4 separate regions of the Mus musculus genome follow, and regions 1, 2 and 4 are each linked to region 3. A link is a contact called in ENCODE Hi-C or POLR2A ChIA-PET data. All regions are on one chromosome and are shown on one strand. The core of a region is the stretch at or near the end of the contact, and the rest is flanking DNA. Distances in the headings are between cores, read along the strand shown. Region 1 overlaps Arfgap3 (ADP-ribosylation factor GTPase activating protein 3). Region 2 overlaps Arfgap3 (ADP-ribosylation factor GTPase activating protein 3). Region 3 holds the start of Poldip3 (polymerase (DNA-directed), delta interacting protein 3). Region 4 has its middle 9.8 kb from the start of Tcf20.

Region 1 (3,345 bases), core at 512-3,011, 150 kb after region 3:
GAGTGATGGGTTAACCTGTCACAAAGCCAGTTCCAAACCAGCTAGGATGCATAGTGAGACCCTGCTTCAAAGAAAATGCTGGGCACGGTGCTGCATGCCTTTAATCACAGCACTCAGGAGGCAGAGCCATGGAATCTCTACATAGTAAGCTACAGGTCAGCCAAGATTACACAGAGAGACCCTGACTGGGGGTTGGGGGGTAAAACAAGACAGCAGAATGCTACAAGGGTTCTCCCAGAACAGGGAGGTAGTGGGTGGTGTCCGCATCTTCTGTGGAGCCGAGAGATGGCTTTGTAGTTTTGAGCACTTATTGCTCTTGCAGGAGACCTGGCTTCAATTCCCAGCACCCACATGGCAGCTCACCACCACCTATAACTACAGTTCTGGGGACTTAATCCCTTCTGTGAGGCCAGGCATGCATACATATGTACACACATGCAGGCAAAAACACTCATATCAATAAAACAAAATAAATGAATCTAAATTTTTTAAAACAGAATTCTCCAGAAATATACGAACTCCAGTAGGAACTTAGAAAAACACTGTCAGGTGTTGGTGGTGCACGCCTTTAATCCCAGCACTTGGGAGGCAGAGGCAGGTGTATTTCTGAGTTTGAGGCCAGCCTGGTCTACAGAGTGAGTTCCAGGACAGCCAGGGCTACACAGAGAAACCCTGTCTCAAAACAAACAAACAAACAAACAAACAAACAAACAAACAAGAAAGCACTGTCCTGAGGCAGGGTCTCAGCCCAGACAAGCCTTGAACTCATGATCTTCCTGCCTCAGCCCCCAGTGGCTGTGATTATAGACAATATTACAGTGTACTTCACCGTGCCAGGCTTTCATGATGCCTGGTCCGCTCTGCAGCACAGCTCCCGAGCTCCCAGCGGCAGCTCCAGGACCCCAGGAGCTCCAGCATTGCCTCACTCACCTGAATGGACGTCATGACCCCATTGGCGAAGACGGAAAGTTTTCCAGCAACGGAGCGCACACCTTGCTTGAACTGCGCCATGTCTGGGGCATTGGGCAGCACATTGGAAAGGTTGTAGTTTCCTGCACACAGAAAGATGTCAGCTTGCCCCTCTTCTAAGGACATGTGCAGCCCAGTGAACCCACCCTACTCTCTTGCCTCCTTCCAGGCATCAGTTGTGTCCAGAGAGAGGGACCTTGCAGTAGGGCAGTGGCAAGTATTGGTCACAACACACAGTTCCTTCAGCCACCACAGCAAGGGGAACAAGGGACTCTGTCCAGTGACTCTAAAGGCTCAAACTGGAATCAGGCATATCACCATGTCCAACACTGGCCATGGGTTACTGGAGGTATTGGGAAGGGCAGCAGGCAGGCTCCATTCATTCTCTGTACATTCACTCATTCATTCAACAGACACATGCAAGGGCTCTGTCAAGTGCCAAGGGCACAGAAAGAGAAGATGGGTGCTCCCCATGAAAGAACTGTTGTAGTCAGGTCACCAGGTGCCTTACTCCTGACGTTGAGTGAGGCACAAGCACGTAAAGGCCTGAGGTGTGCACACAGGCTCAGGGCAGCCAGAGGGGAGAACTAGGGAGGTCAAAGGAGCCAGGCTGAAAGCTGATGACTGGGCACAAGGACAGGACATCGGACCAAGGACAGGGCTCTAGCACATGGGTTGAACTTCCAGAGAAGAGGGGGGCATGGGGGCAGCCAAGATGAGGAAATGACAGAGAGCAAACAATCAGAAAGGCCTGGAACCATGGGAGGGGCTTGCAGACAAGGAGCCTGGGCAACAATCCAGCACTCAGGGCTGCCCCTCCCCTTCCAGGGGAGACATGGATCTTCTTTAACATTATGAGCCAAATTCTCAGAAGTGAGGCCAATCAAGAGAAAAGCCTATGGCTTTACAAATGGCGAATGTCACAGGGTTCAAAACACTGGCAGGTACTTGTCTGAGACAGGCACCGCAGCCTCTGATGTGCTAAAATCATAGGTCAGTGAGTGAGCTAGAATCTGGCCCTCAGGGTGCTGCCACCTGAGAGCGTGGGTAAGGAGCTTGCAGGCAAAGGTCTAAGAACACGCTGAGCCTGGAGCTGCAGGCCCGCATGCCCACATGCTCACACAGGCTGCACGCCTGGCCCCTGAGCCAACTTTGCACGGAGGCAGCTCAGCAAGAGGGTGGTTCAGGATGTGGGGCCATAGCTTACGGTACACTGGAACAATCTGTCCTTGAAAGAGACACTGGGCAGGGGGAGGGCAGTTGGGGAGATGGCTCTCTGGATAAAGAACTCATCAAGTGTGAGGAGGGGTTCGGATCATAGCCCATGATGGGCGTGGCAGCCCACCTGTAATTCCAGATTGAAGGGAGGAGACTGCAGATCTCCCAGAGCAACCTGCCAGTTAGACTAGTCCGATCTGTGAGCTCTGGGTTCAATTAAGAGACCTGCCTTAAAGAATGGAGAGTGGAGAGTGAAGGGGGAAGATTCCCACCAGTCTCTGTCCTCCACGTGCACAGGTACGCGCACACACACATATACACATACATACAACACACTCTTACATGCTAAAAGCACCAAGGGATAAGCGGGGAAGTGGGAAATAGCCTTTCCCTAACATGGCTGTCACTCTTTCCCCTACTCTCGCATCTGGGGCCCTGAGCACTCTATCCTTCCCACACAGGGCCCAGTCCACAGCCCACACACTCTCTGGCCCTGCTGCGCTGGTGGCTCTGATGATCTCCGAGCTCCCCACTCAGTCTTTCAACCTTCTCTGGCAGACACCAGCCCTGAGTACCATGCACGATGTCTAGCACGCCTCATAGAGCATCTACTTCCCAGGAAGCACACATGGGCCATGAACCCCAGCCTGCTTGATCTGACCCGAGAGTGATGGGAATGAGGCCACACAGACCTGCTTCCAACACTAGCATAGGCTCTTTGCAGCTGTGCATGCATGCCAAATGAGGCATCCTTAGCAGGCAGATCTCCGAGTTCGAGGCCGGCCTGGTCTATAGAATGAGTAGTCCTCTGTAAGGCCATCCAGCAGCTCGGAGGCGGGGTAAGGGGGGTTCAGGCAGGCAGCCACAACAGTCCCACCTACCTGGGCTCAGTAGAGGGGCAAGTTCTGCTCAAGGCAGACAGCTAGCCATAGTCGCCAGAGTCAGGGGTGGCCTGGCGCCCTAGGGAGTACCTCACAATACTGAGTTGCTATGGGCCCAGGGTCAGAGTTCAGTGGACCTTTGTTCTGTGGTTGGGGCAGGAGGAAGTCTGAGCTGGCCTGAGCTCTGTAACAACATGCAGGGCAGAAGGGTGTGTTCCCTTCAAAGAGCTCTCTCGTTTTTTTTTTTTTTCTTCTTCTTTTTGTTTTGTTTCGCTTT
Region 2 (3,498 bases), core at 364-2,863, 200 kb after region 3:
TTAAGTTTCTTTCATTATAATAATGATCTATAACTACGATAATTAGAGTAAAAAGACTATAGATCCAGGCCAAACGCTGCTGTCTTTGAAGACTCAGTAGGGACCCTTGCCATATAAATTCATGCCTGTGAGGAACGAGGCTCTGCTGGGACACAGTCCCACACCATCACCTGGGCAGTGGCTGTATCCTACATGGCAGGCTCCTGGGTGTGAGTCTTGTCTGTCAGATGCCCCGTCATCCCTCACCTCTTAATAGTCACGTCCTCACACAATCTCTGCCTCACTTTACCAAGGTGCCTTATAGAAGGAGGCGGCAGGACTCACCCACTACTTTTTGTTTTGTTTTGTTTTTTGTTTTTGTTTTTTGAGACAGGGTTTCTCTGTATAGCCCTGGCTGGCCTGGAATTCACTTTGTAGACTACTTTTGTGATTAGGCTAAGACACCACGGCCTCGTTGCCCCTGGGTCACTACCTCTTGGGAGAAACCAGCTAAGGTTTCTCCAGGAGACTCAGATAGCCCTGGGCAGAGGCTCAAGTGCTAAGGCCCTAGCTGAACCGCCTGTGGAGATCGGAGGCCTGACCACACCACACTGCTCAAATGACCGTTGCTGTGTCACAGACAGGACACACCCAGCCAGCTAAGTCACTCTCCACTCCTAATCTCTGAACCCACATGGGTGTAGACGCTAAGTTTGGAGGGCTAGTCCAGTGTTCCTCTCTGAAACACGACACTTTGAGAACAATTAGAATCACAAGTCACCTCAGCAGTGGCCCTCTGCTCTGCAGGCACCGAGAGCTCCTGCAGGGCTAGGCCTTTCCTGTAACCTGCTCTCTCTGTTAGCACAGGTGCTTAATGCTGGCTGAACAGCTCTGGGTATTTAGCTCCCACGGACCTTGATCCCATATTCCCTGCTCCTAAGCACTTAGCAAACCTTTGTAAGCCAAGCTAACAACAATACACCAATTATTGCCAGCTCAAAAACTGTCAGCAGACCCTTCCTTCAACAATGATGAGAGAAAACACTTGCTGGGCCACCCAGAGGGCTCAGTGGGTAAAGGTGCTGTGGCCAAGCTTTGATGACCCGAGTTCAATCCTTGGATCTTACATAATGGAAGAAATGAATCCCTTAAGTTGTCCTCTGACCCACTCAAGCAGGCCATGGAATGCACACACACCATGGTACTCATGTGAGCCTGTACACCCAAAATAAATCCATGCATACATAGTGCCTTCCACAGACATCATGTTAATTCAAGTCAGGATAGCAATCACAAAATTCTTACAAGCAGGAAAATTGTCTCTTTTTCAGAACCCAGCTCACTCTAGATACAGTTTATAAAGTAAAAGTACCCTGAGGAAAGAGCTGCTTCTGACCTTGGGAAAGGAAAAACTACTAAAAACCACCACCAGCCGGGCTCAGGCTGATCGGCGACAGTGGGTGTGGAGTGACATCGGGTATGTAGAGCAGCTGGCCAGTGACTCACTGTGGTGTTCTCTGCCTGCCTGCTACGTGTCAGACACTATGACAGGAGCCAAGGTACAAAGGCATGGATGCCATCATAGAATCCAGCAGTGCATACTGAGACCCAGTCTCTGCCAGGCCACGTGCTGGCCACTGTGTGGGGAGAGACGGACACAGACACCAAACAGTGCTTGGGCACCAGCTCTGGAAGTCAGGAGCTTCCTGGAGGGGACAGTGCTGCTCACCTGACTTTAACATGCACTTTCTATCCTGTGCGGGCCCTGGTACAAACGGCTGCCCCTTGGCACTCGCTGGTCTAGTGGGAGAGACAACTCATTATGTGATCTTATGGCTTTAGGTTAGCATATCAAACAAGGTGTCCTATGCAGGCCCTGTGGAAGAGGCGAGGAGGCAGGAGTTTGCTGTGCACAGTCTAGGGCAGGCAAGCTGAACTACAGGGGAAGGGAGACACGAAATGGGGTCTGCTCTGCTTTGATAGGTGATCCCAAACAAAAAATATGGTTTTCTAAGGAGAATTCAGTTCGTAGAAGGGGAAAAGCAACAGCTTTTAGCTGACAGCGTTTAGCCCGATAATGAGAACTTTCTTACGGAAATGGCAGCTAACACTACACAAAGCCTTCACAAAAACCTGAAGGAAAGGGTTTATCACCTCAGCAGCCTCAGTGACTGTGACACCTGGGAAATCTCTCGGAATGGAATGGTGGGGCATGCCTGGGCAGTGGAGTTAAGGGGATCAGGAGTTCAAGGTTGTCTTTAGCTACACAGAGCATGGGAGGCCAGCCTGGGATACCTGAAACCTTATTTCAGAACAGAACGAAAATGAGAAACGTAGGAAGCAGATGTCTCCCCCCGTGTTAGCACAGTATCACAAAGTTCTTCATCTACTTTTAAAAATGAAATTAAGTGTTTTGCCTATACGTGTATCTGTACACCACATGTGTGTCTGGTGTCTGCACCAGCAGAGGGCATTGGGTCCTCAGGAGCTGGAGTTAATGGATGGTTTTGAGTGGTTCTGCATAATCACGTGGGTACCAGGAACCAAAAACAGGCCCTGTGTTGGAGACATAAGTTCTCTTAACCACTGAGCCATCTTTCCAGCATCCCCATCTACTATATATATATATTTTCTAATCATGTGGGTATGTGTGGGTATGGCAGCTGCCCTGAGTCCAGAGGCACGGTCCCTGGAACGGGGATTACAAGTGGCAGTGAGCCACCTGCCGTCGGTGCTGGGAACTCACTCGGGTCCTTTGCAAAGGCAGCACACGCTCTTCACTGCTCATCTGTCTCTCCAGCCCTGTCCCTTCCATTTTCCACCCCTACTGCAGGCTCCCTGAAGGCACGTGCTGTGTCTCTACCTCCAGCGTAAAAGTCTGCAGAGCTTTACACAGCACCGGAACCAACAGGTGCTGACTGACCCGAGGAGCAGTCCAGTACAGAAACCAGCCTGCGAGCCGAGACCTTTCATCCAAGCAGACCATCGTTAGATCCAAGGGAACGGACAGTGGATTCCAGATAAAAGGAAACCTAGCTGCCTTCCTGTTGCTTTTCTGACAACGTATTTTTGAGGCCCCCCCCTTTTTTTTTACAATCTCTCCCCCTGTTTAGACAGGGTCTCCTGCAACTCAGCCTGGGTCACACTTGTTCTGTAGCTGTGGGTAAATCTGACATCCCAACCCTCCTTGCCTTTCCTTTCAGGTGCTGGAATTAAGTGTGAAGCAGGTATCATGCTTCCAGCCCTATCAGAGCAAAAAGTTTACTTAGAGGGCACGTCCTTACAACCCCAGATGAGTCTTTACATAGTGTACTTATTTTGTTGTTGTTGTTGTTTTTAATTTTCATTTGTGAAAGAACATTGTTATATGGTCTAGCCTTGAATTTGGCAATCCTCCTGCCTCAACTCAAGCAGTTTAAGAGTGCTGTTAAGCTAGGCATGATGACTGGGTGGCTTGAAGCCATCCTCATCTCATAATTTTGTCATTCAGAAAGCTGTGGCAAGGATTGCAAAATTCAA
Region 3 (3,298 bases), core at 497-2,996:
TGTGTAGTCCTGGCTATCCTAGAACTCACTCTGTAGACCAGGCTGGCCTCGAACTCAGAAATCCGCCTGTCTCTGCCTCCCAAGTGCTGGGATTAAAGGCGTGCACCACCACTGCCCCGCTCAAAACTTTTAAATGGCTTAATCATTGTGGGTGTCAATCTCTCTTACGACCCAGAAGACATGTGACAATAAGAGCTGGTGAGCTGGGTGGCACTGAGATTGGAGGGAGCTTGTCTCCTTTCAGTGTAGGAGGCAACAGTGTTTACTAGACACAGGCGTAGGGAAGGATTGGCATAGCTGAGCAGATCAGTGTCTGGGAAAACAGTTCCTTAAAAAAATAAAAAGGTTTATTTATTTTATGTATGTGAGTACACTGTTACTGTCTTCAAACATAGCAGAAGAGAGTACATCAGATCTCATTACAGATGGTTGTGAGCCACCATGCTGCTGGGAATTGAACTCAGGACCTCTGGAAGAGCAGTTGGTGTCTTAACTGCTGAGCCATCTCTCCAGCCCCAGGAAAACAGTTCCTGACACCTACAGCAGTGTATCTATATGCCTGCTGACCACGGGCCGACTTAACCACTTTTTCACCTGCACATTTATAAAAGCTAGAAATGGCTATCGATGTTTAAGAGTATGTTGAGTCTGACTGTCTCACTTAAGACATCAGGGCATACATCCATGAATGCCAATGCCACCCTCTTGGAACTGTTTTGTCTGTCTTTGCCTGAGGCCAACTCAGTTGGGGCACTCGGTGGCCTTGGGAAAGTCTTTCTCTCTGGCTCCAGCTTTCCCGTTTGTGAAATGCGGAATAAAATAGTTAAGCAACAGCGGAGCGCCTGGAGCACCAGCTACTCAAGAGACTGAGGCAGGAGGATGGATTTGAGATCAGGAGTTCCTGGATAACATGGAGGACGCCGGCTCTCAAAACGGAAACAAACTGGCCTGTCATCTCAGCCCTTGAGAAACGGGAGGAGGAGGGAGACTCTTGGCGTTTTAAGGCCAGCCTCGGAGACGCAGCGAGTTCGAGGCTCGCTCCGGCTATGTGAAAGCCGGCCTCAAGAGAAAACAAAACGATCAGACAACCATTACAGATATCACAGTGAAAGGAACAAGGCGTCTCGCCTATGAAAGAGCTCTTTGCTTAAAACGGGTCGGGCTAAGCACCGTGGCATAGGAGAACCAGCAGAACTGGCCATAAACAGCTCTGGGCTGGCGGCTCCTCCGCTCAACTTCCGCCCTCTTAACTCCCAGGACCTAAAGGCCGAGCGGAGACGGCGCCACCGTGGTCCCCCCGGACCCGATCCTCCGGGGAGCAAGGCCCTGGCCCGCCCAGCCCTCGGCTCGCCTGCGATCGGGCCTCCCGGGCCTCCCGGGCCCAGCAGCCAGTGGACCGACCAGCAGCTGGGCCCGCGCGGCCGGGCCAATAAGGAGCGCGGCGGACGCAGGGGGCGGGCGCAAGCGGCGTCGCCCCCCGGAGCCGCTCCCTCCTCCGCCCCCGAACCCCAAGAAGCAGCGAGGCCCCTACGAGCCTCGAGGAAAAGGGAAAGGGCCGCTCACCGTCCCTTGGCCGCCGTCCCGCGCTTCCGGATGAGCTCGTCCAGCGAGAGATCGGCCATCTTGCGGCGCGCAGCTAGCGGAGAACGGAGGAGAAGCCGACTGCGGCGAGCCCGCCCCGCGGCCGGAGTCAAGAGCGGCTTCCGGCAACCCGGACGGCCAACTCTCGCGACAGCTCAAACGAAAAGCTCGAGACGGAAGGGGTGGAGCCTCTCTCCCCGTGAGCCTTTGCGGTGCTCGCTTCTAATTTGCATGGAGGAGTCCGGAGCCTTATGGGCTCTCTCTCCCCCCTCCTCCTTTTGCTAATGAGGAATTAGAATTATATCGATCATAAACCATTAAAAAGCATTATCAAGAGGACAAGTCTTTTAGTCATACAGCCGATCGGACACTCACCATACTTGTAATGAGAATATAATTTCTTACCCCTGAGGAACGTAGACACGTTCCTCATGCCTTAAACTTATGAGTAAGGAAAATAACGATTCGGGGTGACGCCCGAGTCCTCACTGCTTATGTGAGAAGAATTTTTGAGCGGGTATAGGTTGCAATCTGAGGCGACCCGCCTACTTTGCGGGATGCCTGGGTGACGCGATCTGCCCGACCCCCTAATTCTACAAGAATAGAAAGCTTAGCAGCTCCTCTGAATGGTTGCTCTCAGGTGCTAGTGGTTGCAAGTCGTATGTTGATGCCTGCCTTTGCCCTACCTGGTGTGTGAGCGTGAGCGCGCCCCACCTCTCCAGCCTCTCTCTTACTGTTTTTCAGACAAGATGGGACTGTTGTTCTCCTACTGCTATGTACCTCAATTTCAATTGATCATGCCTGGACATAACTGCCCATGTTGTAAGGTCGTCTACGTTGTAAGGTCGTGCTCAGTTTCTGATGCCTAGACTAGTCACCTTTCCGTTTGCCTCCTGACTGTGTAAATGAGGCAAATGAAGGTGGTCTCTTAACTGACATGTTAGTGTTTGACCTATGGGATAGTTTCTCATTGTTGAGACAGAATTTCTAGAAGCTGGTCCGCTGAGCGGCTAAGAGCACTTGCTGATATTGCAAAGGATCTACCTGGGTTTGGTTCTCAGCACTCACATGGAAGTTCACATGTAACTCCAGTGCCAGGAGATTCAATGCCTTCTTGACCTCCCAGGCTATTGCATACATATACATACATACATACATACATACATACATACATACATATATGTGTATACAGGCAAAACACTCATAAACATAAAAATAGATAATTTTTTCAAAAATAAAAACATGATGCTCTTGGGTCAGTTTCTCATGTTCCCTTGAAAATGTACATGTTGGGGCTGGTGAGATGGCTCAGTGGGTAAGAGCACCCGACTGCTCTTCCGCAGGTCCAGAGTTCAAATCCCAGCAACCACATGGTGGCTCACAACCATCCGCAACAAGATCTGACTCCCTCTTCTGGAGTGTCTGAAGACAGCTACAGTGTACTTACATATATTAATAAAATAAATCTAAAAAAAAAAAAAAAACTATCTGCCATATGGAACATTTAAAAAAAATGTACATGTTATGAAAGGAAGGCCTTCCTAAGAGACAAGAATCAGTTTCCCACAAGAATATTCACGAGCTTGGCTCAGGAATCCCAGGCTACTAGTTTGAAATGCCCTATGACTGAGGCTTTGGCAAAGTGGGGACTTTGATCAACCTGGACTGCCCCCATTCTCAGGACATAGACTCTACAACTGGAACCCCATCCCTGCTG
Region 4 (3,438 bases), core at 683-3,182, 230 kb before region 3:
AGGAAAGACCCATATCTGAACCAACCTCCTACTTACTCCTGGCTGACTCAACAAACACTTTACTGCTCCAAGCCTCAGTTCATCTGAAATGTGGAGTCAGAGTGACTAGTCACAAAGTGAAAAACCTGCAGAAGGGACAAATGTTGGTTCCTTCCCAGGAACTGTACCTCTCCAGGGGAATGAAAACTGGGCCTGTCCTGAACAAGAGACCACATACTCGATTTCATTTATTGATCCTGACAGCCTTGGAGAGGGAGAGATTGCTGCCCTATATTCACAAGTGAGAATCTGAAGGCAGATAGGTGAGGGGCTGGCCCAAGATCAAAGCTACATATCCCACATGGACCTTACCTGGTTGTAAAAGGTTATATGCCAGCTATGGAAAGAAGTGGACAAAGAGGTCAGGGGCACCTCAAACCAGCTCTCTGACCAACCCTAGACTGAAATCCTGGCCTGTAGAAACAAGAGGTCTAGCCCATACCTCCCAGCCCGAAGAGAAAAAAAAGTCTCCTACCCCATCCCCACGAGAGTCAGAGTCGGAAGCCATCTTGGCTCTGAAGGGAGCTTGTTTGATTGGTTTTGTTTTTTAAATCTAGGAGCAGGAAGGGCCTGAACAGTGGGCACATGTGGCAAGGTAAGCCTCTGGGTAGAGAAGGGCCCTGCTACCTGCTCCCCTCCTGCCCCTCCTGTCACCCGCAGTGCAGTGCAACCATGTAACTGTCTAGCCCCAGCACAGCGTGCTCAAAAGCAGGCACCTGCCAATCTCAGCCCACGGCCTCCGCCCAGCCCCCTCTCCCGGAGGACAGATAATTCTCTCGCTCTCCCAGCCTGACAAAATAACTAATGCTAACTCAATAAAGTCCCCCTTGAAGGTTTTTAATTACCAGACTGTGCCGAAGACTAAAGACTCCAGGAGCAGGAGGGGGGGCTGCCGAGGCTGATGGGGTGATAGGCGTGGCAGAGACTGGACCGGAGGAGTGGTAAAGTGCCCTCCCTCTGACTAGGGGAGAAGGCAGGGCCAGGCCGGTGCTGTCCAGGGTGCTGGGCCCAGCAGTCACAGGATTTAGAATTCCTACTGGCAACAGCAGCCAGGGAGGGAGGCCCAGTGAGGCTCCTGGCTGACTATGCTGATTTGTCTTTGAGCTTCGTAGCCAACCACACAGTGGACACATCCCCAGTGAACTGAGAATGCACTGAGCCAGCAGTCATCAGCAAGCCTTCACGGTCCAGGTTCACAGAGTCTGGCAGCCCACAGACAGAATACAGACCTGTGATATGGGATGAAGGAGTGCACAAAGGTGGCTGTCAAAATAGTGTCCTCTGTGCTAACCATAGCTCCAGGCAGGGGGATGTGCTTGGGACACAGGAGGGACCAAGGCTGTCCAAAGGGGCTAAGAAGAGCCTAAAGAAGAGCCTAAGACATCACCCACCACAGATATTCAAAAGACCAAATAATGCCCTACTGTCATGAGGAGATAAGTTGGGGGTAGGCCAGAGTGGGAGGGAGTGCCAGCTGGCAACAACATACCCCACCCCCAACTATAGACAAGAGCAAACAAAGATAACGTCCAAAGTGAAGCTCTCAGCTTCCTTCACCCTAGCATAATACCAAACTCCTCTCTTACCACAGCCTACCTGTGAGCCACCCATGAGACAAGCCATAAGGCTTAAACTGGCCCCATTTTCTGGATGTGAACACAGAGGCTCCATGGACCCTTTGCCCAAGCCATGCTCTTTCTACTGCATCTTTCAAAGATCTGCTCTTTTCCGTGTTCTGCAGAGGTATTGCTGTAGGGGCAGTGCGGAGAGCCGGTGCAGCGGCGTTCAGCTCCCAGGGGCTTCAAGGGGGTGGTGGGAACCCCCAACACCCAGCCCTAACTGGAGTCTTCTGGCTGGGATCACAGCCCTACGACGACGGAGCTGCTGCCCACCAGCCGGCCCCTTGGCATCCGGCCCTGGATGGCAGCCAGCTGGGAAAGGAAGCAGCTTGGCTGGCCGCCAGTTCACAGTGCCTGAGCTGTCAGCCGGGAGGCAGGCCAGGCAGGACTGAGACCCCCTGCCCCTGAACAGAGCCCTGGCCAGGCCACCAGGATAGGGCCAAGCTCCTCCTCCCATCAAGAGATTCAAGGGGGCCCTGTCATTGCCAGCCCTGAGCAGGGAGCAGGGGACGTAATCTTGCTGGGTCCCCATTTATTCAGCTTAGCTTTGTACAAACGACGACTGTTGTGGAAGCGGCATGTGGAGCAGGAGATTTTCAAGTCAAATAATAATAAAAACAGCAACAACTACAGCTGACACTGAGCAAGCACTCAGTCAGCACTGGGTGTCCCTGCACAGACTCCCCCGGGAGGGAGATATTAGCGCTATCAGACGCAGCGGCTGAGCTCAGAAAGGGGCAATAACTCACCTACAGCCACACAGCATGCTGAAAGGGCTTGGGGCTGGATCAGTCCTGATGCTCCCCTGGCTTAAGCAGGGCTAGATGCCTGGGACAGGGCAGAAACTCATGCATCTGTTGAGTGTGGAGTTCAAGACTGGCCACGAGAGGATGCAGAGATAACCTCTCAGCCTGCCTGCTTATGTCTGTTCAAAGCACCAAGAGTAGGGCTGGAGTGATGACCCAGAGGTTAAGGGCACATATTGCTCTTCCAGACCTGCATTCCCAGCTTGTAATTGCCTGGGACTACAGCTCAGGGACTCCAACGCCCTCTTCTGGCCTCCTGGGGCACTGCATTCACATGCGCAAATCCATCCTCAGACATTTACAGACACATCAATATTCAAAATTTTATATATATATATATATATATATATATATATATATATATATATATATATATATATATATTAAAAGCGCTAGGGGCTTCCCACCATCTCTTCCCAACTCTATTCCATCAAACTTTCAGGCTATGGTGCTGCACTGGCTCTATTTCTACATGCCCAGGCAGGGAGCGCTAGTGACTCACCCACAGCCACACAGGTGAGGCGCAAACCATGGTTCCTACCACTCCTCTCATCAGAGTCCCAACATCACAGGAAGGCCCAGAACCACACTACTGGGCTCCCAAAGTTCTTAACCCGGGAGGCTAAAGGGGCAACTGGGATACAGGACAGGCAGTGCTGACTGAAGGAGTTCCTCTGGAGAGAGGCTGTCTTCACCTAAGACTGGATCACTGTGGGCTATCAGATAGCCACTAAGAAGGCAGGCACCCCAGGGAAAGCAGGAGCAGGCCAGCGTCACTCAGCGGGCACGGAAGGGTCAAGGAAGAAAGGTGCTTCTGGTGACCTTATGTCTGGAGGGGCTTGGGCTCTACTGAAGTCCACCCTGACCAGTCCCTCGAAGCAGAGGGCTGGTCTGCTAAGGAGTCTTGGCACCTCTTTGATCCTGTAGTGCTGGTGCTAGAGAGGGCTGGCGGGATAATATGCTCCTCTCCCTTA

Evidence for each region. A loop is a pair of places that touch in the nucleus more often than their neighbours do. ChIA-PET counts read pairs that join two places held with the same protein, here RNA polymerase II (POLR2A).
Region 1: POLR2A ChIA-PET joins it to region 3 with 41 read pairs in embryonic stem cell. The contact joins the enhancer-like site here to the promoter of Poldip3 in region 3. POLR2A ChIA-PET finds 5 or more read pairs at or near these places in 4 of 5 experiments (Patski and embryonic stem cell).
Region 2: POLR2A ChIA-PET joins it to region 3 with 38 read pairs in embryonic stem cell. The contact joins the enhancer-like site here to the promoter of Poldip3 in region 3. A Hi-C loop is called at or near these places in 1 of 37 maps with a recorded cell type or tissue (mouse embryonic stem cell). POLR2A ChIA-PET finds 5 or more read pairs at or near these places in 5 of 5 experiments (Patski and embryonic stem cell).
Region 4: POLR2A ChIA-PET joins it to region 3 with 17 read pairs in embryonic stem cell. The contact joins the enhancer-like site here to the promoter of Poldip3 in region 3. POLR2A ChIA-PET finds 5 or more read pairs at or near these places in 3 of 5 experiments (Patski and embryonic stem cell).

What each region holds. Positions count from the first base shown.
Region 1 is chr15:83,302,173-83,305,517 of GRCm38, forward strand. It overlaps Arfgap3 (ADP-ribosylation factor GTPase activating protein 3), which reads right to left. Exons shown (of 16, transcript NM_001357756.1): 15 at 931-1,052. Among named protein-coding and RNA genes, the nearest start is that of Gm32788, 7.1 kb to the left of the region's middle. Within about 2 kb of position 1,762, at least 1 of the 3 ENCODE cell types and tissues checked has a DNase peak (open chromatin) inside an H3K27ac peak, as active enhancers do.
Region 2 is chr15:83,343,623-83,347,120 of GRCm38, forward strand. All of the region lies in intron 1 of Arfgap3 (ADP-ribosylation factor GTPase activating protein 3), which reads right to left. Among named protein-coding and RNA genes, the nearest start is that of Gm51290, 3.5 kb to the left of the region's middle. Within about 2 kb of position 1,614, at least 1 of the 3 ENCODE cell types and tissues checked has a DNase peak (open chromatin) inside an H3K27ac peak, as active enhancers do.
Region 3 is chr15:83,147,632-83,150,929 of GRCm38, forward strand. It overlaps Poldip3 (polymerase (DNA-directed), delta interacting protein 3), which reads right to left and starts at 1,747. Exons shown (of 9, transcript NM_178627.4): 1 at 1,564-1,747. The coding sequence starts at 1,622. It overlaps Rnu12 (RNA U12, small nuclear), which reads left to right and starts at 2,014; the gene lies at 2,014-2,163.
Region 4 is chr15:82,920,264-82,923,701 of GRCm38, forward strand. It overlaps a transcript of Tcf20 not described here. Among named protein-coding and RNA genes, the nearest start is that of Tcf20, 9.8 kb to the left of the region's middle. Within about 2 kb of position 1,933, at least 1 of the 3 ENCODE cell types and tissues checked has a DNase peak (open chromatin) inside an H3K27ac peak, as active enhancers do.